2 separate regions of the Homo sapiens genome follow, and region 2 is linked to region 1. A link is an interaction called in ENCODE POLR2A ChIA-PET data of the cell type or tissue named here. Cell type or tissue: Panc1. All regions are shown on one strand. Each heading gives the region's core, and the rest is flanking DNA. Links, peaks and the distances in the headings are about the cores only. Region 1 overlaps ABHD15 (abhydrolase domain containing 15). Region 2 overlaps TAOK1 (TAO kinase 1).

The links. ChIA-PET counts read pairs that join two places held together with the same protein. Peaks named below come from ENCODE experiments on the same cell type or tissue, not always from the same donor. Only the 100,000 strongest peaks of a DNase experiment are listed, where the experiment ranks them.
Region 2: POLR2A ChIA-PET joins it to region 1 with 13 read pairs; 6 of 35 experiments call an interaction of 5 or more read pairs at or near these places.

The regions. Positions count from the first base shown.
Region 1 is chr17:29,553,777-29,564,584 of GRCh38, forward strand. It overlaps ABHD15 (abhydrolase domain containing 15), which reads right to left. Exons shown (of 2, transcript NM_198147.3): 2 at 6,771-9,310. The coding sequence ends at 8,785. Among named protein-coding and RNA genes, the nearest start is that of ABHD15, 7.9 kb to the right of the region's middle. In Panc1, for the core only: no CTCF peak of the experiment used is centred there; no DNase peak of the experiment used is centred there.
Region 2 is chr17:29,488,566-29,501,815 of GRCh38, forward strand. It overlaps TAOK1 (TAO kinase 1), which reads left to right. Exons shown (of 20, transcript NM_020791.4): 9 at 1,099-1,192; 10 at 3,219-3,300; 11 at 6,995-7,162; 12 at 9,753-9,956. Among named protein-coding and RNA genes, the nearest start is that of ABHD15, 72 kb to the right of the region's middle. In Panc1, for the core only: no CTCF peak of the experiment used is centred there; a DNase peak (open chromatin) is centred at 6,696.

The DNA of each region.
Region 1 (10,808 bases), core at 2,751-10,750:
GCACTCCAGCCTAGTTTACAGAGCGGGACTCCGTCTCAAAAAAAAAAAAAAAAAAAAAGGATAAAGTATAATTTAGGTTACCTACCATATTGAAAAGAAGACTTAAAGTGGCAGTTTTTTAACTCCTAGAATGTCGACATTTGAACTATTTTGAGATTAACATTTCTATAGTGTTTAATTTGCTTGCCTCAAACAGCTGTGTGGCAGCCAGGTGCAATGGCTCATGCCTGCAGTCCTACCACTTTGAGAGGCTGAGGTGGAAGGATTGCTTGAGACCAGGAGTTTGAGACCAGCCTGGGCAACATAGTGAGACCCTATCTATCTACAAAAAAATAATAAAAATATTAGATGAGCATGGTGACACATGCCTGTAGTCCCAGCTACTTGGGAGGCTGAGGTGGGAGGATTGCTTGAGCCTGGAAGGTTAAGGCTGCAGTAAGCCATGATCATACCACTACATTCCAGCCTAGGTGACAGAGCTAGACTTTGCCTTGCAGAGCCAGGATTAGATCCCAGACCTCATCTCCAGTATTTTCAATATACCCACCTGAATTTGGACTAACTCAATGGGGTTAAAAAACAAGATTTCTAGGGCATAGAGGCTCATGCCTATAGATCCCCCCCTACTCAGGAGGTTGAGGTGGGATGATTGCTTGAGCCCAGGAGTTTGGTGTCCAGCCTGGGCAACATAAGGAGACTCCGTCTCTAAAAAAAGATTCTTTGTTTTCTCCTCACAATTGGGTTCTTCAAATTACAGTGGGATGAAAGATTCGAGTTATGCTTAGAATTTGAAATCTATCCTACCTGACTATAAAAGAAATTTGAACATAAAATTAGTCATGGGAGGTCGGGCACGGTGCCTCACACCTATAATTCTAGCACTTTGGGAGGCCAAGGCAGGCGGATCACTTGTGGTCGGGAGTTTGAGACCAGCCTGGCCAACATAGAGAAACCCTATCTCTACAAAAATACACAAATTAGCTGGGTGTGGTTGCGCATGCCCGTAGTCCCAGCTACTTGGGAGGCTGAGGCAGGAGAGTTGCTTGAACCCAAGAGGCGGAGGTTGCAGTGAGCTGAGATCATGCCACTGCACTCCAGCCTGGGCAACAAAGTGAGACTCTGTCTCAAAAAAAAAAAAAATTAATCACGATTGTCAGCTAGCTTCACAGCCCCTATGCCATCACCTACATCACATTTCGCCAGCTGCAGAATCAGGGTCTTCCTGTATGTGTCCTGGGCAATTAATGACTTTACCTTTTGCTACCCTATTTTCAGGTACTTGTTCTTAACGGATACAGGGAGAGAAGGCTGCTGAGGGTGTTAGCTCTGTGCAGGCTGTGCAGTGAAATTTAAAGGGTGCCATTTGTAGATAACGTGCATGGCTCCCCCCATGCAGTTGTGCACCCCGGCAGCTCTGAAGAGAGATACCCTGAAACCCCCACCTTTTTGTTAAAATCCTTTACATTTTGGAGTCCAAAATGGACATTGTTTAGTATCATCTCAGACAGTGATTAGGAAAAGGCAAATAATGTATGGCATAAAGAGCACTAATTTGGGTCTGGTCTTAGCCCCACCACTAACCATGAGATCTTAAAAGTCACATCGTCTCTGACCATCTATAAGAAATAGAAATGCAGATGGTTTTTGACAAAAATTGATGTGAAACCAATTAGCTGTGACATAGTATCAGTGTGTGTGTACATATATGGGGGTGGGGATGGGGAGAGTTTGTCCTCAACTGGGCAACCCAAACCCAACCTGTGAGGCTCAAAGGTGCTGCTCTTCCAGGCCCTTCCCAACTTTGCAGTGCAATTAATAACTGGAACTTCTTAGCCTTATAAGATGTTGATCAGAGAATAAAGACTGTGATTTGAAAGCAGATGCCCCTTCATCATGGAGGTCTTTGAGCTATGGCTGAGGAATTAGAGTCTTGGAGAATGGGATCTGTTTGCTATTAAGTATCTCATTATATCCTAACAGACCTTATAAATTAAGGCCTATACACATTCCCAGTCTTTTCATATGGAACAACTCATAAAATAACTTTCTCAGGGTCACTTAAGTCATAGATGAAGTAGAAACTGGAACCCACATCTCCAAACTATTACTTCAGTATCCTATCAACACACAAACACTGTTTGCCCACTGAATAATATATTTGTTGTAGGCACCATCAATGATCAGGGAATTGTGCGCCTGCTGGGAAATTATTAGCCCAGAACAGGAGACCTGGTTATTGATTAAACAGAGCTGCTGCTGGTTAGTGTTAGGCCACACGAGGCTAGATCTACAAAAGTGAGGCAACATCCAGTGGCTAGAGAATGTGCACTGAGGCTCTGCTAAACGCCACAGTAGGCAAGCATGGCTTAGTACACAGAAGACTTCAGAAGACAAACAGCACATATTTGTTTCTGGAGATTTAAAAAATAATAACATTCCAGTGTTACTGGGAGACTGATTTACTATTCAGAGACAAATAAGTTGGAGAGAAATTTTTTGTTCAACCATACTAAATACTAAGGCAAGGTATTGCATTATTACAAGGTAAGACTAGAGGGACTAGAGACTTACTTTTGATGCATGAGTGTCTTATTGTTTCAATGAAGTATCATTTTACCTTCAAAACTTTAGCTCCGGCCGGGTGCGATGGCTCACTCCTATAATCCCAGCACTTTGGGAGGCCGAGGTGGGCGGATCATGAGGTCAGGAGATCGAGACCACAGTGAAACCCCGTCTCTACTGAAAATACAAAAAATTAGCCGGGCGTGGTGGCGGGCGCCTGTAGTCCCAGCTACTCGGGAGGCTGAGGCAGGAAAATGGCGTGAACTTGGGAGGCGGAGCTTGCAGTGAGCCGAGATGGTGCCACTGCACTCCAGCCTGGGCGACAGAGCGAGATTCCGTCTCAAACAAACAAACAACAATAAAAAAAAACCTTTAGCTCCTCTGAGCAAGTGCGACTAGAGCATAATCATTGGCTATCTTAAAAATATACTCTGATGCCAGGTGTGGTAGCTCACACCTATAATCTCAGACTTTTGGGAGGCCGAGGTGAAAAGATCCCTTGAACCCAGGAGTTCGAGACCAGCCTGAGTAACATAGTAACAAACCCTATCTATACAAAAAATACAAAAATTAGCTAGGCATGGTGGTGCACACCTGTAGTCCCAGCTACTTAGGAGTCTGAGGTAGGAGGATCACCTGAGCTCGGGAGGTCGAGGCTGTGGTAAGCCATGATCACACCACTGGGCAATCCAGCCTGGGTGACACAGCAAGACCCTTTCTCTAAACAAAACAAAACACTCTGGGCTGGGAATGGTGGTGGCTCATGCCTGTAGTACCATCACTTTATGAGGCTGAGGCGGGAGGATTGCTTGAGCTCAGGAGGTTGAGGATGCAGTGAGCCAAGATTGCACCACTGCACTCTAGCCAAGGTGACAGAGCAAGACCTTATCTCAAACAAACAAAAACCACAGACACACACACTCACTCTGGTCACTTTGGCAGGGTTATTTTCATTAAAATTTATGTTATCTCTCAACTCCCAGGATCCTAGTCAGGTCTGTGGTTTTCTGATCCTTGAGCCCAGAAACCCACCTTAAGTTGTTACAAACACTAAGATCATTAGCATTATTTATTTTAATTCACAGACCTTAGATGAGAAGAAACTGGATATCTGATCTAGTTCATCCTCATTTCTTGCCACATGTTCTCTCCATGATATGTGCCAAGGGGCAGTCTAGCTTGAATATCCCACTGATGATGTGAGACTTACTGTTTCCTGAGGCATTCATTTAATCTCTGAGTACTTGGACACTCCCTATGTATAACTTCTCAAGCCTTCCTGAATGCACTCTTATCTCTGCAAATTGTGATAATGAGTCAAAGCAATTTCTGGTGTCATCCTTTCTGGCTTGACTGAAGAATCACAAATACTCCTTTTATTGGCATTGTTACCAAGTTCTACCAGAGTGGCCAAGTGTATCTGCTTGTTTAAGCAGGGAGAGGAATTCATGCTAAAATTCATCTCTAAAGGAAGATACCTTGGCATTCATTACTAAAGGTGACTGATTGAGAAAGGACCTTGTGGTTTGGGATGGAAGATGAGTACAGAGGAGTTTCTGACTCTAGGTGGTTCTGAGGTTATGTATAAAGCCAAGGTGACACTTCCTTGTTTTGAGACCTTTTCTCTTTCCTTTTTTTGAGACAGGGTCTTGCTCTGCTGCCCAGGCTAGAGTGCAGTGGCATGTTTACAGCTCACTGCAGACTTGACTTCCTAGGCTCAAGTGATTCTCCCACCTCAGTCTCTCTAGTAGCTGGGCCTACAGGCATGCACCACCATACACAGCTGATTTTTGTATTTTTTGTAGAGACAGGTTTTCACCACGTTGCCCAGGCTGGTCTCAAACTCCTGGACTCAAGCGATCCACCCACCTCAGTCTCCCAAAGTGCTAGGATTACAGGTGTGAGCCACCATGCCTGGCCAAGGCCTCCTTCCTTCCTTCCTTCCCTCCCTCCTTCCTTCCATCCTTCCTTCCTTCCCTTCTTTCTTTTTCTTTCTTTCTCTTTCTTTCCTTCCTTCCTTCCTTTCTTTCTTTTTCTTTCTTTCTTTTTCTTTCTTTCTTCTTTTTTTCCTTTCTTCTTTCTTTCTTCTTTCTTTTTCTTTCTCTTTATTTCCTTTCTTTTTTTCTTTTTTTTGAGACGGAGTTTTGCTCTTCTTGCCCAGGCTGGAGTACAATGGCGCAATCTTGGCTCACCGAAACCTCCACCTCCCGAGTTCAAGTGATTCTCCTGCCTCAGCCTCCCAAGTAGCTGGGATTAGAGGCATGCACCACCACACCTGGCTAATTTTGTGTTTTTAGTAGAGACGGGGTTTCTCCATGGTGGTCAGGCTGGTCTCGAACTCCCAACCTCAGGTGATCCACACGGCTCGGCCTCCCAAAGTGTTGGAATTACAGGCGTGAGCCACTGCGCCCGGCCAAGACCTATTTTCTATCAGTATCCAAGTCTTAGGATATCGTCACTCAAAACAGAGATGATGTCTTCTCAGAGAATTTAGTGCTGTATTTTTCATACTGTCATCTCCAGCCAAGCCACCCTGGAAATCTATGTATAAATACATAAAATACTAAATTATGAGAATTAAGTTATAGCTTAGCACAATCTTGATATCAGAGATCAGAACTTAGAACTCACAGAAAATTTCAGAAGCAGTTGTCTGCTTTCTGCATTCTGATCCATGGCTAGAGACAGAGGACTCAATTGCCACTTCTGAATTAATGCCTCCCTTTAGTCATTGGCTTTTTGTTTTTGCTTTATTGTTTTCATTATGATTTTGAGACAGGGTCTTGCTCTGTTGCCCAGGATGGAGTGCAGTGGCGCAGTCTCGGTCCACTGCAGCCTCTGCTTCCCAGGCTCATGCGATTCTCTCACCTCAATCTCCCAAGTAGCTGGGACTACAGGCGTGTGCCACCACACTCAGATGGAATTTCACCATGTTGGCTAGGCTGGTCCTGAACTCCTGGACTGAAATGATCTGCCTGCCTCGGCCTCCCAAAGTGCTGGGATTACTGCACTTTGCAGTGAGTCACTGCACCTGGCTCGTTTCCTTATTTGTATTCATTTTTTTATCTTACCATTTGAAGGTGTTGGTAAATAACGGACACCAAAAAGGAGGCAAGCAAGTAATGAGGCCTGAAGATTACTGAAGACCCACCACCTGGAAAGTCCAACTCAGTGGTTCTTAGGTGTTCGGGAGGGGCTCACTGAAGTCTCGACCTCCAGGGCTGAAGCAGTGCTACCGCCTCAGTCTCCCGAGTGGCTGGGACTACAGGGTGCACCACCATGCCTAGCTAATTTAATTTTTTGTAGAGATGGGGTTTTGCTATGTTGGCCAGACTAGTCTCGATCTCTTGGCCTCAAGTGATCCTCCCACCTCAGTCTCTCAAAGTGCTGGTATTGCAGGTGAGAGCCACTGTGCCCCGCCTATTGTTTGGTTTTGTTGTTTGTTTCTTGCTTCCTCAAACTCATAACTTGCCATTTTGTTCAAGGGCCACCCATTCACAGAACAGTGTGCCTGGGGCTCCTCCAGCTGGCTTCACACAATTAGCTATTTACCAAAGCAGAATTCACCTGTGTGATTCTTGAATCATTAGGCTAAAGGACAGGGCCATCCAAATCTTTCCTGCTTGAACAGAAATTACACTTTCTCAGCACAAAACAGGCATTTCAGCCCTAGTCTTCAAGTAGTAATGGGAAAATCAGAGAATGTTCTTGGGATATGCAGTGGGTGCATCTGGCACAAGGGCCACGGAAGAGAAATACTTTAGGGTTCGGGTCACTAGAGTTCAGGGTTCAAAGGAATTAATGGAACGTGAACTGGGGCTGATTCTGCCATTCTTCTGACTGTAACTACAAAGTTTATACATTTCTCTCCCTGGAAAACTTTCTTTCCTATCAAAAGGGAAAGGAAAACCAACCACTATTTCTCCAAAAGCTATTCTCTTGAAGAACCAGAATCTTGCATTATCTGGATAGTTTCTAGAGAAACTATGCAGATTTTCACCCTTAGGGACTCTTTAAGCCTTAGGGTTTAAAAACCACTAGGCTGCTTCCCATTTTGCAGGGCAACTGGGACTACGGGACCCTAATTAACTGAAATCCTCACTGTACCAGATGTGGAGGGCAGCTGGTGGTAGCGGATGGCCAGATGGCAGTAAATCTCCCTCACCAAGGCTTACACCAAGGCTGTTGTTCACCGGCAGTAGAGCAGCTTAATTTCAGTTCCTTTTTATTTATCCTGCTTAGAAACGGCAAAAGAACGTCAGATGAGGAATATGGAGGAGGAGAAACAAGAAGTGGGGAGAAGGGAGATAATTTTTCTTTTCTTTTTTTTTTTTGAAACACAGTCTTACTCTGTCGCCCAGGCTGGAGTGCAGTGGTGCGATCTCAGCTCACTGCAAGCTCCGCCTCCCGGGTTCACGCCATTCTCCTGCCTCAGCCTCCTGAGTAACTGGGATTACAGGCACCCGCTACCACGCCCGGCTAATTTTTTGTATTTTTAGTAGAGATGAGGTTTCACTGTGTTAGCCAGGATGGTCTCGATCTCCTGACCTCGTGATCCACCCACCTCGGCCTCCCAAAGTGCTGAGATTATAGGTGTGTGCCACCGCTCCCAGCCAGGAGGGAGATAATTTTTCACAACAAGATAATGTCCCTTAGATTATCGAGTGCTGTCTACATTTCAGTGCAGATTCTTGGAGTTATTTCAAAGTTTCTTCTGATTTGATCTAGAAGAACAAGATCTAGAATCTGGGGCAAGATTATCCAAACCTGAAATCAAGGCCTCAGGAATACCTTATACCAAGTCTTGGAATGTGGGTTTTCGTATAAGCAGCTCTCTTCTTTACAACAGCTTTGCTGTTTTTGAGGTCAGAACAGGAGCCCTCTTTCTCAATGACGATTAAAATAAAACTTCAGGGCAAAGTTTTTGAATCTTAGCAACACATGGAAACATATGTCCTGTTGCCAAAAAAATTTTAATTGCCTAATCCAAACCAGAATATTTAGATCAACCTGTATACTATATATTATCTCTGATATACTATATCTCTAGTCCTCAGCATTATTCTTCATAAAACCAAATACCCACTTATTTGCTGAGTGGCCAGATCTAAGAGGAAGCTTTTCTGCCTTTACAGGGATGGCCTTTTGAATAATTGAGCAGACGAAGCATTGGAATATGAAATATTTGTAAATCACTGGTCAGCTCTAGTCAACCTCTTGGTGCTTTTGTTTCCTCTGGTCCCAGATGTGTCTCCTGGCTCTGGAAAGGGAGAGGCCAGTAGTAGGATCAGAAAAGGGAGCAACCAACCAGAAAACACCTAAGTTATGAGGTTTGTGCTTTTCCTGACTTAGAGAAAGTCCATATCTCAGGAGATAAACAGTTCTGGCTGCAGCTCTCTGGAGTAATCCCCTGAAATGGTGCCAGAGGGAGCATGTAGGGTAGCCAAGATTCTGACTCCTTGAACCATGGTCTAGCAAAGCCCTCAGATCCTGCATGAGAGCGCTTCCTATTTGTAAAATACCCTTGGGATCTCTCCAGTGAGGCTTGGGGGCCAGATCAGCCCCATTCCTAGCTGAGACTTGCAGAGCTCCTCTGAGAGATTGGAACTTCGCATTCCTTGAGATGGACATTCACATTCTCTACCTGCTCAGCCCTCAGCGAGCCAGCCCCACTGCCTCTGCCGCCCTTCTCACACACACAAGCCTGCTGCCGCAGTTGCCAGAGCATTCGGTCAAAGCAGGGCGCCACAACCACAGAGCAAATGAGGGAAGTGGGGCCGAGACACAAACATCCTGTCCTCATGACATCAAATGGCTCCAGCTTGAGAATCGGGGTCACTGCCCAGTGACATACACAAACGTCTCATCCCTCTAGCCACTGCCAGTAAGAGGGCATTTTCTCCTGAGTCCATGGATTGAAAAAGTGCTATCCTTTGGCTTGTGATGTCAGTGACAGGTGACAGTGACTGGAACGCGCCGCTGCTGACCGGATGAGTAGGGATATGTTGAGCAGAGGCCAGGCAGGAGTTCTGCTGAGGATGAAGTGAGTGCAGGCTCGCAGGACGTTCCTTCTCTTTCAAGGCACCAATTTAAGAGAGAGGGACTGAATGAGGAGCACAGAGCTGGAGCTCCCTCTGTTCAGTCCGCCCCATCTTTCCAGGACTCCCCCTTGCCCAGCTCTGTTTTTCTTTGCAGGACTTGGGGGTTCTCAGGCCAGGTCTTTCACCTTGTGTATGATCGCTTCCAGTTAAAGATCTCCTCCAGGTTGGAAGAGGAAGAGACTTCCCGCCTCTGCAAGGCTCCCCCACGACGACGGCCCCCAAGGAAGGAAGCTCTGTGCCTGCTCAGCCCTTTAATCCTCTCCTCCGTTCGGAAGAACTCAGTCAAGGCCCGGAAGGACTCCAAGATGACCTCATGGCTCCAGGCTGGCAAGGGCTCCTGGCGCAGGAAGCCACAGTGGCCTCCGTGGCGACTGAGCAGGAGGAAGAAGTAGGGGTTGCTGTGGAAGAGTTCAGTTGTCAGAGTGTGGTCTGGGGGTCCACACACGGGGTCGTCAGCACTGCAGATACACAGCACAGGCACGGCTGCCTCATCGACATCCCGGAGCGGGTCGTTGCGGTCCCAGTAGGTATCCCAGCTGATGGGGAAGCTTTTGGTGTGGCAGAAGAGAGCCTCCTCAAACTCTCGAAGGGAACGGCTCCTGAACAGTCTGCTGGTGTCCACAGTGTCCTCCAGGGCTGTGGCATACCTGGCAGCGAGGTGTTTAGTGGGGAAGGTGGGAAAGAGAGGGAAGAATGAGAACATCAGGTGACAGCAGATGAGACAGACAGACAGCCCGCAGGCCAGATCTGTCCACAGAGGCTTTCTTTGGCCATTTAGGGCTTCGAAAACGTTTAATTTCATGGCCATCATTTAAAACCAGATAAGGCTGGTTGTGGTGGCTCACGCCTGTAATCCAAACACTCTGGGAGGCCAACGAGGTGGGTGGATCACTTAAGTCCAGGAGTTTGAGAACAGCCTGGGCAACAGGGCGAAAACCCATCTCTAAAAAAAAAAAAAAAAAAAATTAGCTTGGCATGGTGGCTCAGTCCCAGCTATTCAGGAGGCTGAGGTGGGAGGACTGCTTGAGCCTGGGAGGTCAAGGCTGCAGTGAGCTATGATTGCACCATTGCATTCCAGCCTGGGTGACACAGAGAGACCATTTCAAAAAATAAAATAAAATAATATAAAATAATAAAAGTGGCCAGGCGCGGTGGCTCATGCCTGTAATCCCAGAACTTTGGGAGGCTGAGGCAGGTGGATCACGAGGTCAAGAGATTGAGACCATCCTGGCCAACACGGTGAAACCCCATCTCTACTAAAAATACAAAAATAAGCTGGGCGTGGTGGCGGACACCTGTAGTCCCAGCTACTTGGGAGGCTGAGGCAGGAGAATCACTTGAACCCAGGAGGCAGAGGTTGCAGTGAGCCGAGATCGTGCCACTGCGTTCCAGCCTGCTGACAGAGCGAGACTCCATCTCAAAAAATAAATAAATAAATAAATAAAATAATAAAATTAGAAGATTTCACATAAAATGCAGGTGTCTGGCTTCTCTAGGGAAGTGGGAAGATCCAGCCACATGGGTGGGCATTTCTCAGCACAACAATGGGTTCCTCCCTCCTTCCTGTGTGACGGTGCCCACTAGGCCTGTCATTCACAGCATCACTGCACCTGTCTATGTGCCCTAGGGGCAGCATTTGACTTCACAGCTGCTGACAGTTCTCCTAACCTCAACTTCTGGCCCTCTGTGGAGAACTTGCTATGAACTGTAACCTACTAAACTGCTCCTAGAAGAACTTGCTGCTCAGAGTATCCAAACCAGCAGGTGACACCTCTGCTAATAATTCACATTTGACTTTAGGTTGCATTCATTGTTTTTATTTTTGCTTTTTAAACTAACATCCTGTCCTGGTAATGTCACATGAGTGTGATGTTGATCAGGTATACCTGGGGCAGATATTCCTAGAGAGTGTGCTGCCTGGCAGAGGAAGCAATTGAGTTGGTCATTAATTTACTGGGTGGATTCCTAAATGGGGGCCTCAGAGCAACTGCTTTGGGTAACAGGGAACATCTTTGCTGTTTCTAGACCCCTGGAGAGGGCTTGGCATCCTGACAAGGAGGCCAGGATGAGCAGCTCCGTCTTTTGAATAGCTCAATCCAGCCTCAGACAGTTGAAATTAGATGTTAATCTCTGACCAGGCATAGT
Region 2 (13,250 bases), core at 2,142-10,141, 66 kb before region 1:
ACATCTCAAAAAATAATAATAATAATAATAATAATAATAATAATTGTTAATTTTTTAATTGTTAAAACAATTTTTTTTCGCCAAATATTTTCAGTCTATGGTTGAAATATTTCGGTTGGTTCAGTCTGTGGATGCAGAACCTACAGATACAGAAAGGCGACCATACTTCAATTTGTCAAAGTCATGACTTCAACTTTTACCTTAAACTAAAACAGAGCAAATTGAACACAAAATAAGCAGAAGGTAGAGGATAATAAAGATCAAAGCAGAGATCAGTTGAATAGAAAACTGAAAAACAGTAGAGAAAATCAGTGCGGATATTAAAAGAGTAATGGGGAAATATGAACAATTTTCTGTCAATAAGTTTGACACCTTGGATAAAATGAACAAATTCCTTGAAGATTAACAATACTCAAAGCTCATTATTGCTACATGGGATATTATTGGGACATCTGAATGAAACTTGAATGTAGTTTGAATGTAGTGTAGTCTTATATCACTATTAAATGACCTGATTTAATGGATGTATTACGATGCTTTAGGAAAATGTTCTTCTTTACAGGAAATATACACTCAAGTATATATTAAGTATGGTGAGGCTTCAGGTCAGCAATTTATTCTCAATTGATTCACTTGAAGAAGTTCTTGGAGGCTGGGTGCAGTGGCTCACACCTGTAATCCCAGCACTCTGGGAGGCTGAGTTGGGAGGATCACTTGAGCTCAAGAGTTCAAGACCATCTTGGGCAACATGGTGAAACCCCATCTCTACAGAAAATACAAAACTTAATTGGGCATGGTGGTGCACACCTGTGGTCCCAGCTACTCGGGAGGCCGAGGTGGGAGGATTGCTTGAGCACAGGAGGTCAAGGCTGTAGTGAGCCGAGATTGTGCCACTGCACTCCAGCCTGGGTGACAGAGCAAGACCCTATCTCAGAAAAAAAATAAAAAAAAAGCTCTTTGAACTCTACTTGCAATTTTTTGTGTAAGTTTAAGATTGTTTCAAAATAAAATCATTTAAAAAAAAAAAAGGAAAAACGTGCCCAGGACTTGAGTACCCCTGGAACCTATTTTAACAGGAATGTTTCCTTTCTTTTACAGCGGAAAGGAAGCCTCCTTTATTTAATATGAATGCAATGAGTGCCTTATATCACATAGCCCAAAATGAATCCCCTACACTACAGTCTAATGAATGGTGAGTATTGTTAATATATATATTGCTCAGTGTTGAATAAATGAAATGCTTTTTCATAATCTGTTATCAAAGTGATTTAATTTCAGTTAGGTAAAATGTATCACCTTATAAGATATTAAAATAGATGTATTTTACCCTTTTAAATATATTTATTCTTTATCATGTTTCCATTTCATGGCATACGTATAACTGAGTTCAGAAAAGGATGGATGATGTCACATGAATGCAAAAAGTATTCATTTTACAAGAATTTGTATTTTACTTTCTCTTTAAATTTAGGAATACCTAATCCTAATTAAATAATAAATAGCATTTAAGCATTAATATTTTATAACTAAAATATATGTATTATTACAACCTATAGTGATATTTGATTGGAGGGATGGTTTATAATTTATATGATATAAAAATATAAGTAAAATGATTTGACTTTATCAAAATTACCAGGTAATTAAAAATATTGGGATCACTCTAATTATCATATTTGTTATTCAGTTTTATCTGATATTCCTTCTAGGACTTCCTTGATTTGTTAAAATTTAGTTCATTCATGTAAAGAGGTTTATGGACAACAGATTGACAATTTTAGAAAACTAGGATTTTTATCAACAGTATAAAACTGTAGTAGAAAATTAATTCCTCAGGTGTACCTAGCATTCGATAAATTCTAGGGGGATATTTAGCATATTTAATAAATATTTTGAAATTCACAGACATATAAATTAGGGGTACTTAATTATTTAAAGAGTACATAATTATGGCACATTCATATAAGTCTTTGCCACTTAAGAATGTGCCATATAACTCTAGTAAACTAATAATGCTAAAACTCTGTGCCAAAAGATTCTTTCTATATAACTCTACTTTGTGTTTAGAATTATATAGAACGAATCTTTTGACACTGAGTTTAGTGTTATGGTATGGTTTAGTACATTTTGTGCTGCTGTAACAGAGTATCAGAGGCTTGGTAATTTATAAAGAACAGAAATTTATTTCTCACTTTCTGGAGGCTGGGAAGTCCAGGACCAAGGCACTGGCAGGTTAGGACCTGGTCCTCCTACTTACAAGATAGTGCCTTTAACTCTGCATCCTTTGGAGGGGAGAAACATTGTGTCCTCACATGGCAGAGAGCAGGAGAGAGAGAACCCTCTCCCACAAGCCCTTTTTATAGCAGAATTAATCCATTCATGACCTGAACAACTCGCATTAGGCCCCACCTCCCAACACTGTTGCACTGGAGATTAAGTTTCAACATCAGTTTTGGAGAAACAAAAACATTGAAACCATAGTTGATACATATAAGTAAAAAATATATTGAACACAGACTGTCTTTACACTGTGTTTGAGACTTGGAGATTTATAAAAGAATTCTTGCCTACAAGGAACTTAAAATCTTATTTGAATATTGGAGACAAACATTGATGGAGTAATTATTTACTGCCTTACTGAACTCTTGTCAATAACACTATATAATAATGTGTTACAGACTTCTAACGTTTTTAAAAATATCTTAATTGGTTTTCTAGGTTTAATGGAAGTCTTATCCATTTGCTCAGGGGCACCAAATACTCAGGTATAAAAACACTCTCTCCAGAGCAGATAGAGTGATATTCTGAAACATGCTATATAGAAGAAGATCCAAGGGGCAAATAAGAAAGAGCTTATTATAAGAAAGGCTTAGCAAAAAGGAAAATAGAAAGGAATGTTATCTTGGGTTTGAAAGAAAAAAAAAAGTAGATAGGCTTCCCTCATTTTGCCTCGATATAGTAATATGAGTTGTGATATTTAAATATGTAGGAGCAGGATTTTAAAGTAATCTGTGTGAATTTATCTTTGGAAAATGGTGAACATTCATTGGTTGCTTTAGATAGATCTTCATAGACTTATATGAAACTGTATAGTCTCTGCTTTTTTTTAATCATTCCCTTTCCATTTCCCCTCCCACCAATAGGCACGTGTCTTGATTTGTGAATGTATTTTTAAAGGAAATAGCAATGTGTTCACTTGATACTTTCCTTTACAATAGGTCTGATTATTTTCGCAACTTTGTAGATTCTTGCCTCCAGAAAATCCCTCAAGATCGACCTACATCAGAGGAACTTTTAAAGGTCAGTTCTATTATAGTTTATTTATTTATTTTATTTTAAGACAAGGCCTCACTTTGTCACCCAGGCTGGAGTGGCAGTGGCACAATCACGTCTCCTGCAGCCTTGACCTCCCAGGCTCAAGCGATCCTCCCACCTCAGCCTCCCAAGTAGCCGGGACTACAGACACATGCCACTGAACCCGGCTAATTTTTGTATTTTTGTTAGAAGTGGGGCTTTGCCACATTGCCCAGGCTGATATCGAACTCCTGGGCTCAAGTGATCCACACCTGCCTCAGCCTCTCAAGGGCTTGGATTACAGGCATGAGCCACCAGTTCCATTATACTTTAAATTTGTTCTTACCCCTAAGAAATGATTGTAAAGAATGTGTTTTATTATTTGATTCTGAATTAGGATTAAGTATACTCTACTAGTTTTTAATAAAATACTAGTTTTTTATGCCGTTGTTTCTGATAACTTTTCTTAGATACTAAATTTTTGTATTTTGTTTTTCAAATTGATTAGCTGCTCTTACCATGTCTAAATAGAATATGTAGTTAAGTATTCAAATAGCTCAATACTTAATATGTGCAAGAATATAATCATGAGTTATAAATTTTAATTCATGTGGAACAATGTCTTATTTCAAAGTTGATAAAACATAGCTTAGCCAGGCGCGGTGGCTCACGCCTGTAATCCCAGCACTTTGGGAGGCTGAGGCAGGCCGATCGCGAAGTCAGGAGTTCAAGACCATCCTGGCCAACATGCTGAAACCCCCGTCTCTACTGAAAATACAAAAATTAGCTGGGCGTGGTGGCGCATGCCTGTAGTCCCAGCTACTCGGGAGGCTGAGGCAGGAGAATCGCTTGAACCTGGGAGGCGGAGGTAGTGGTGAGCCGAGATTGCACCATTGCACTCCAGCCTGGGCAACAAGGGCGAAACCCCTTCTCAAAAAAATAAAAAATAAATAAATATAAGGTTTTATGTTTTTGGATGAAACAATATGGTAAATAGTAGGCTGGGCACGGTGGCCCACGCCTGTAACCCCAGCTCTTTGGGAGGCCGAGGCGGGCGGATCACTTGAGGTCAGCAGTTTGAGACCAGCCTGGCCAAAATGGTGAAACCCTGTCTTTACTAATAATACAAAAATTAGCTGGGTGTGATGGTGGACTCGTGTAGTCCCAAATACTCAGGAGGCGGAGGCACAAAAAGCTTGAACCCCAGGAGGCAGAGGTTGCAATGAGCCAAGATCGTGCCACTGTACTCTAGCCTGGGCGATAGAGTGAGACTGTGTCTCCAAAAAAAAGAAAGAAAGAAGAAGACAATATTGTAAATAGTGGTACACATCAAACTAAAGAAAAAGTAAGAATGGCCGGGCGCGGTGGCTCACTCCTGTAATCACAGCACTTTGGGAGGCCGAGGCGGGTGGATCACCTGAGGTTGGGAGTTCGAGACCAGCCTGAGCAACGTGGAGAAACCCTGTCTCTACTAAAAATACAAAATTAGCCGGACGTGGTGGCGCATGCCTGTAATCCCAGCTACTCAGGAGGCTGACGCAGGAGAATCGCTTGAACCCAGGAGGCAGAGGTTGTGGTGAGCTGAGATCGCACCATTGCACTCCAGCCTGGGCAATAAGAGGAAGCTCCATCTCGAAAAAAAAAAAAAAGGAAGAATGTGACTGGCTTCTTACATTTGCCAAATAGAAGCAAAAGAAGCCTTTCTAACTCAGGTAGTAGTAACCCAGCCCACTAGTATTTGGTGATTAGATCCTAAGTCTGCATATATTAATAGTATTCATTTGCCTGGCCCCTAGTGTATATTATCACAGCCCTATTTGAAATGATAGGAAATAGTTATCATGAGCTTCTTATCTTTTGGACTAATTACATTTCTGTTGCAGTCTATCATAAAGAAAAAAACTAATAAAAAAATTTAATGTATGAAGCTATTTATCATGGAATTAAAAATTAGAAATAGCTGCCCCAAATTAGAGTAATGGTTAAGTGATTTGGGCACAAACATTTGATGAAATATTCTACAGGCATTATGTTTATGAGTTTGAAATAATAATAATTATTTTTTTTTTGTTTTTGAGACAGAGTCTTGCTCTGTCGCACAGGCTGGAGTGCAGTTACATGATCTCAGCTCACTGCAACCTCTGCCTCTGAGGTTCAAGTGATTCTCGTGCCTCAGCCGCCCGAGTAGCTGGGATTACAGGCCTATGCCTCCACGTCCTGCTAATTTTTTATATTTTTAGGGTTTCACTATTGGCTAGGCTGGTCTTGAACTCCTGGCCTCAAGTGATCTGCCTGCCTTGGCCTCCCAAAGTGCTGTGATAACAGGTATAAGCCACTGCGCCCAGCTAAAATAATAATACTTATGACTGTGAAAATTGAATAAAATAGTGTATAGAGGCTGGGCGCAGTGGTGTAATTCCAATGCTTTGGGAGGCCAAGGTGGGAGGGTCACTTGAGGCCAGGAGTTTAACTCTACCCCCCACCCCCCAAAAAATAAAAATTAGCTGGACATGGTGGTGCACACCTGTAGTCCTAGCTGCTTGAGAGGCTGAGGTGGGAGGATTGCTTGAGCCCAGGAGTTTGAGGTTACAGTGGGCTGTGATTCATAGTTACAACTCTTTGCATAAAAAAGAAATAAATTTGAGCTAACAAAGGAGGTAAAAGTTGTCTTAAGAATTCAAGGATAGCTGGGCGCGGTGGCTCACACCTGTAATCCCAGCACTTTGGGAGGGCGAGGTGGGCGGATCACGAGGTCAGGAGATCGAGACCATCCTGGCTAACACGGTGAAACCCTGACTCTACTAAAAATACCAAAAATTAGCCGGGTGTGGTGGCGGGCTCCTCTAGTCCTAGCTACTTGGGAGGCTGAGGCGGGAGAATGGTGTGAACCCGGGAGGCAGAGGTTGCAGTGAGCCGCAATCGCGCCACTGCACTCCAGCCTGGGCAACAGAGGGAGACTCCGTCTCAAAAAAAAAAAAAAAAAAAAAAAGAATTCAAGGATATTTCGTAGAACTCAAGGGATGGCAGAATATGTCTTTCTGGAATTTACATGCTAACTATGTATCTACAAAACATTTTATACATAGAAAATTTATGAAAAGTATATTACAATGTAACTGTGATCATCATAATGGTGGAATTGTTTTTTTCTACTTTTTGTATTTGATAAGGTGAAATTATATTAAATGCTAGTAATAAAAAAGTAATAATTTAATGGCTTTTAGTCTGTGTTAGTATTTTATAAAGAATATTGTTCACGCAGCATATAAAGGAACCCAATATCTAGTGTCTAAATTCATCTTTCATAATTCACCATCATTAAATACATTCCTGTTGAAACAAATATGACTCAGAGCTGAACATGTCTTTTGTGTGAAATCATCAGTTCTTAGAATATGTAAACCTTGAGAGCTCTGATTGGACTTAATTCTTAGTGTTTAGACCCTTCAGTTATTTTAACTCTGCATTTTTAGTTGGCCAACAAAAATATTATGTTCAAAATAAAGAAAAAGAATAGTTATGTATGCACAGAGTATATGTATGTAAATGATAATTTTATAAATAGAAGAAATTTAACAGAATTATATAGCTATAGATTACATGCATTATCTATCATAGGATATTATCTCTAGGGTCTGAGAAGGAGTACCTTGTCACTAATTGAAAAAAAAATCAACCTTTTACCTTCTACCCTATCTAGCACATATTTGTTCTTCGGGAGCGCCCTGAAACCGTGTTAATAGATCTCATTCAGAGGACAAAGGATGCAGTAAGAGAGCTGGACAATCTGCAGTATCGAAAGATGAAGAAACTCCTTTTCCAGGAGGCACATAATGGACCAGCAGTAGAAGCACAGGAAGAAGAAGAGGTAAGAGATAAAAAAATGACTCCAATATTGAATTTTCACTTTTGGTTTCTTTCCTTATGCAGCTTGCCCTGCCATAATTTACCTTATATACCAAGGGTTTCCAGGTTGTATTTTCTCAACACTGGTCCTATAAAATCCCAGTTAGGAATAAAAAAAGGTCCTTTTTTCTTGGAGAAATAAGAAAAGTTAAAAAAAAAGTTTTTTTTAAGTCTTTAATCATGTTAGATTGCATGCTCTAAATCCAACCCCTTTATGGTACACAATGTCATAATGAAGGTTCTGAGAAGTCCTTCGTTAAAGAAACTTGTTCATCTTTGTTTAGTCTAGGCCTTCTCTAATTTCTTGACCACTGAACCTGTTTTTTTATTTTTTAATTTTTTTGTTTATTTTGAGACGGAGTTTTGCTCTTGTTGCCCAGGTTGGAGTGCAATGACATGATCTCGGCTCACTGCAACCTCCACCTCCCTGGTTCAAGCGATTCTCCTGCCTCAGCCTCCCGAGTAGCTGGGATTATAGGCGCGCACCACCACACCTGACTAATTTTTATTTTATTTTATTTTTTGTATTTTTAGTAGAGACGGGGTTTCACCGCATTGGCCAGGCTGGTCTTGAACTCCTGACCTCAGGTGGCCCACCTGCCTCGGCCTCCCAAAGTGCTGGGATTACAGGCATGGGCCACTGTGCCCAGCCTGAGCCCTTTTTTGACTGATTGTCCAGTTCCATATGATGTGCTTTTGGAAGTTCTTGAATTACAGAATGTGAAGGTTGAATGTACTCTCTCAGAAGTCATGAGAAAGTTAGTAGGCATTCGACTGTGTCACCAAAGAAACTTGATTTCATTCCATCTACACCTTTTTTTTTTTTTTTTTTTTTTTTTAAAGACAGGGTCTTGCTCTGTAGCCCAGTTTGGAGTACAGTGGCACGATCTCGGCTCACTGCAATCTCCACCTCCCGGGTTCAAGCAATTCTCCCCCTTCAGCCTCCCGAATAGCTGGGACTACAGGTGCGCCACCACGCCCAACTAATTTTTTGTATGTTTAGTAGAGACCGGTTTCGCTATGTTGGCCAGGCTGTTCTCCATCTCCTGGCCTCAAGTGATTCATCTGCCTCAGCCTCCCAAAGTGCTAGGATTACAGGTGTGAGCCACCGCACCTGGCCTACACTGTTCTAAAATACTCATTTTACAGATACCAAAAGCAAGGCTCAGAATAAATTAAGTTGCTCACTGTAGGTAGAGGAACATGGGTTCAAATTCATACCTCTTTTACTCTCAAGGCCAAGTTCTGTGTTGCCTCTTAGGGAGAATGGAAATACAGATTTGCTATAGAAGTATTACAGAACTTCCTCATGAAGCAATATACATATTAAGTATATTATGTGTAAAGCTATTTTTTCCCTCTAAATATTTTGTTTCTTCTTTGCCCCGTCAGAATTCATAAAATTTTATTCTTTTCTATTGCTTTCCATCGAGAGAGACCACTTTGTATTCTGAAACCGTGCTCAATACTTTCTTTTCTCTTTTTAATGTCACTAAATAAATAATGAACTGTCAAATATAAGACTTTATAAACTTACAATTTTTGGTTTGGGGATTATTTTTAGTTCTTAATGATAGTCACTAGAAAATTGGGATGATTTCAGATATGTGAAATACTTTAATAAAGTGAAATTAATAAAATTCTATGTAGTTAAATTGTTAACAACATCTGTGTTAGGCTGGGGATGTAAGAAAAGTCCCTATCTATATATGTGTCTGTGTTTATTAAATTCTGCATATCTTAAAGAATTCTGGTATGGTAAGACTACTGTAATGTTAGTGCCCAGATACTACAGCTGCCCGTTTACATCAGAAAAACATTCTTATGATTGTGATTTGAAACAATATAATATGTAATTGTTAGTTTACACAAGAAGAGGTAGGAATTAATGTTAAATTATTTGGTGGTAAAAAGATAATCTAGAGTTCCCCAAAAACCTATTGAAATACAAAAAAAAAAAAAAAAGAAAGACAAGAAAGGTAATCTAGAGACTATGTTTTCCAGAAGAAAGAAGAATCTACTTATGAAAGGCTGATTTAATAAAGAAGAATAACAACTACAATGAAGTTTCTAGTACTTTATTTTTTTTTAAATGCTCCTTATGGAGCAGGGCTACGCCGTAGGCACTGTGCCCAGAATAGCCAGTGCTTTTTTTTTTTAAAAGGAGAGATTTGTATTAACCAAGAATTATTGAGAAATGAGCAGGATCTCTATATATACCCCATGAGATGTACTGTAGAAATGGTTATTTTAAAATATCAAGCAATTTAGATAAAATATTGTACTTTGAAAATCACCCAAATCTGATCAGCTGACTTTGTTTTAGACAGTTGGTTGAATTTTTTTGTGATTTACTTGTTGGTCATTTTTGTTTTTCAATAAACTAACAGTTGATAAACTTCCTGGTCTTGGAAAATAAAAGCAATTTCTCATGATAGACCAACTTTCTGAGACTGTCTGCCAAGTGGTATGCTAGGTGCTTATAGTCAAGAATTCAGAAGAGAGAGATATATATTAATATTTGAACTGAACTGAATGTCCTTTTCTCTTAGGAACAAGATCATGGTGTTGGCCGGACAGGAACAGTTAATAGTGTTGGAAGTAATCAATCCATTCCCAGCATGTCCATCAGTGCCAGCAGCCAAAGCAGTAGTGTTAACAGTCTTCCAGATGTCTCAGATGACAAGAGTGAGCTAGACATGATGGAGGGAGACCACACAGTGATGTCTAACAGTTCTGTTATCCATTTAAAACCAGTGAGTATTTGGATTTCAATGAAAGAAATTCAATGTTGGTAAACTGTTTTCTTCATCTGTTAGTTTAAGAGAAGGAAGAAGGAAGATAAGGAAGTTTCCCGAAGTTTGGAACATGGCTGGGCTCAGTGGCTCATGCCTGTAATCCCAGCACTTTGGGAGGCCGAGGCGGGTGGATCACTTGAGGCCAGGAGTTCAAGACCAGCCTGGCCGACATGGTGAAACCCTGTCTCTACTAAAAATACAAAAATTAGCTAGGCATGGTGGCACGTGCCTGTACTCCCATACTCCCACCTACTTGGGAGGTTGAGGTGGGAGAATCGCTTGAACCTGGGAGGTGGAGGTTGCAGTGAGCCAAGATCCCACCACTGCAGTCCAGCCTGGGCGACAGAGTGAGACCCTATCTCAAAAAAAAAAAAAGTTTGGAACATTTTTTAATGGAAAAAGCCTTGTTAACTCCTAACCTGTTATCTCCATTTGGAAAATTCATGTTTTGAGAATACAAAAAGAATGTGGAACTATTTCAAAATATTAGAAGAAAAAGTACAGAAACTTCAAATATATTATTTGACATTATTTACATGAAAAATAAAATACTAAAAAATAGGAAGGATACACATAAAATGATAATGGTTGCCTTTGGGGAGTGAGAAATGGTTGGGATGAGTGATGATCAAAAGTGAATTTTATGTTATCCATAATGTTTATATCTTTTTTTTTTTTTTTTTTTGAAACGGAGTCTCACTCTGTCACCCAGGCTGGAGTGCAGTGGCCACAATCTTGACCCACTGCAACCTCCACCTCTCAGTTTCAAGCGATCCTCCTGCCTCAGCCTCCTGAGTAGCTGGAATTACAGGTGTGTGCCACCCTGCCTGGCTAATTTTTGTATTCTTAGTAGAGACAGGGTTTCACCATGTTGGCCAGGCTAGTCTCAAACTCCTGACCTCAAGTGATCCACCTGCCTCAGCCTCCCAAAGTGCTGGGATTACAGGTGTGAGCCACTGCGCCAAGACGTTTATATCTTTTTTTCTTTCTTTCTTTCTTTCTTTTTTTTTTTTGAGACAGAGTTTTGCTCTTGTTGCCCAGTCTGGAGTGCAGTGGCGCAATCTCGGCTCACTGCAACCTCTGCCTCCTGTGTTCAAGCAATTCTTGTTCCTCAGCCTCCTGAGTAGCTGGGATTACAGGTGTGCACCACTATGCCCAGCTAATTTTTTGTATTTTTAGTAGCAAAGAAGTTTCATCATGTTGGCCAGGCTGGTCTCGAACTCCCAACCTCAGGTGATCCACCTGCATTGGCCTCCCAAAGTACAGGGATTACAGGCGTGAGCCACTGCACCCAGTGTATATCTTAAAAATAAAGCTGAATGTAATTGTAGAAAACTGTAGATTCTGGGTTTAGGAAATGTGGGTGTTTGCTGCATTACTCTTTACCCTTTTGAATATAAAATGTTAAATCTTCTGAAAAATACTGGAAAGTCAGGTAACTCCTTTTAACAATTAACAGGAATGCTAAGGCTGGGAGTAGAGGCCCACCCCTGTAATTCTAGCATTTTGGGAAGCTGAGGCGGGCAGATTGCTTGAGCCTGGAGTTGGAGAACAGCCTGGGCAACATGGTGAAACCCTGTCTCCGCAAAAAAATTTAAAAATTAGCTCGGCATGGTGGTGCATGCTTCTAATCTCAGCTACTCAGGAGGCTAAGGTGGTAGGTTCACTTGAACCCAGGAGGTAGAGGTTTTCAGTGAGCCAAGATCGTACCACTGCACCTCAGCCTGGGTGATAGAGTGAGACTGTATCTCAAAAAACAAACAAACAAAAAATAGGAATGCTTCCTTTTTCACTTCACAGCTTGTGTTATTATCTAAAAGTAGTAGGTACAATGGCTAAAAGATGGAAACAACCCAAATTATTCATCAACGGATGTATTAACAAATTGTGGTTTATAGGCCAGGTGTAGTGGTTTACGCCTGTAATCCCAGCACTTTGGGAGGCCGAGGCAGGCGGATCATGAGGTCAAGAGATTGAGACCATCCTGGCCAACATGGTGAAACACCGTCTCTACTAAAAATACAAAAATTAGCCAGGTGTGGTGGCACACACCTGTAATCCCAGCTACTCAGGAGTCTGAGACAGAAGAATCGCTTGAACCCAGGAGGCAGAGGTTGCAGTGAGCCGAGATCATGCCACTGCACTCCAGCCTGGTGACAGAATGAGACTCTGTCTCAAAAAAAAAAAAAAACTGTGGTTTTTACATCCAGTAGAATATTACTCAGCTATAAAAAGGAATGAAGTTCCAATACATGCTGCCATATGGTTGAATCTTGAAAACATGTTAAGTGATAAAAGCCTAGACACAAAAGGACAAATATTGTATAATTAAACTTCTATAAAATATCTAAAATAGGCAAATTCATAGTGACAGAAAGTAGGTTAGGAGTTACCAGAGACTGGGTGGAGGTCAAAATAGAGAGTTATTGCTAATGGATGCAGAGTTTCTGTTTGGGTTGATGAAAAAGTTTTGGAAGTAATAGGTGATAGCTGTACAACATTGAGAGTATAATTAATACCACTTAAAATGGTTAAAATGGGCTGGGCACTGTGGCTCATTCCTATAATCCCAGCACTTGGGGAGGCTGATTCAGGAGTATCACTTGAGGCCAGGAGTTCAAGACCAGCCTGGGCAACATAGGGAGACCCCATCTGTTTAAAAAAAAAAAAAAAAAAAAAGAAAAGAAAAGAAAAACAGCCAGGTGTGGCATATGCCTGTGGCCCCATCTACTCAAGAGGCTGAGTAGTGGAGGCACACTGAGTAGTGGAGGATCAGTTGAGCCTGGGAGATCAAGGCTGCAGTTAGCCTTGATCATACCACTGCACTGCATTCTGGGCAACAAAATGGAGACCCTGTCTCAAAAAAAAAAAAAAAAAGATTATTCCCACAATTAATTGGTTGCTACTTAACTGATGTTCTCTTCAGCTAACAAATTGAGTTCAGGGAAGGATATCAGTCCTTCAATTTTTTACAACTGTTTTTGTTTTTGCTTATTTTGGACAGATGGCAGAAGTATTAAAAAGATAGCTCCATTGCTTCCAAAACCCAAGAGCCTTTGAGCAATTAATTTTCTGCTACTCCTATTTAAAACATTGACTATATTGGCTACATGTTTCATCAGCTTTGTTTTCAAGTTATGTTAAAGCTTTTCAATTTTGCATATAATCGGTAGGATATAAATCTAGTCATGTGCCAGGCACAGTGACTCACGCATGTAATCCCAACATATTGGGAGGCCAAGGCAGGCAGAT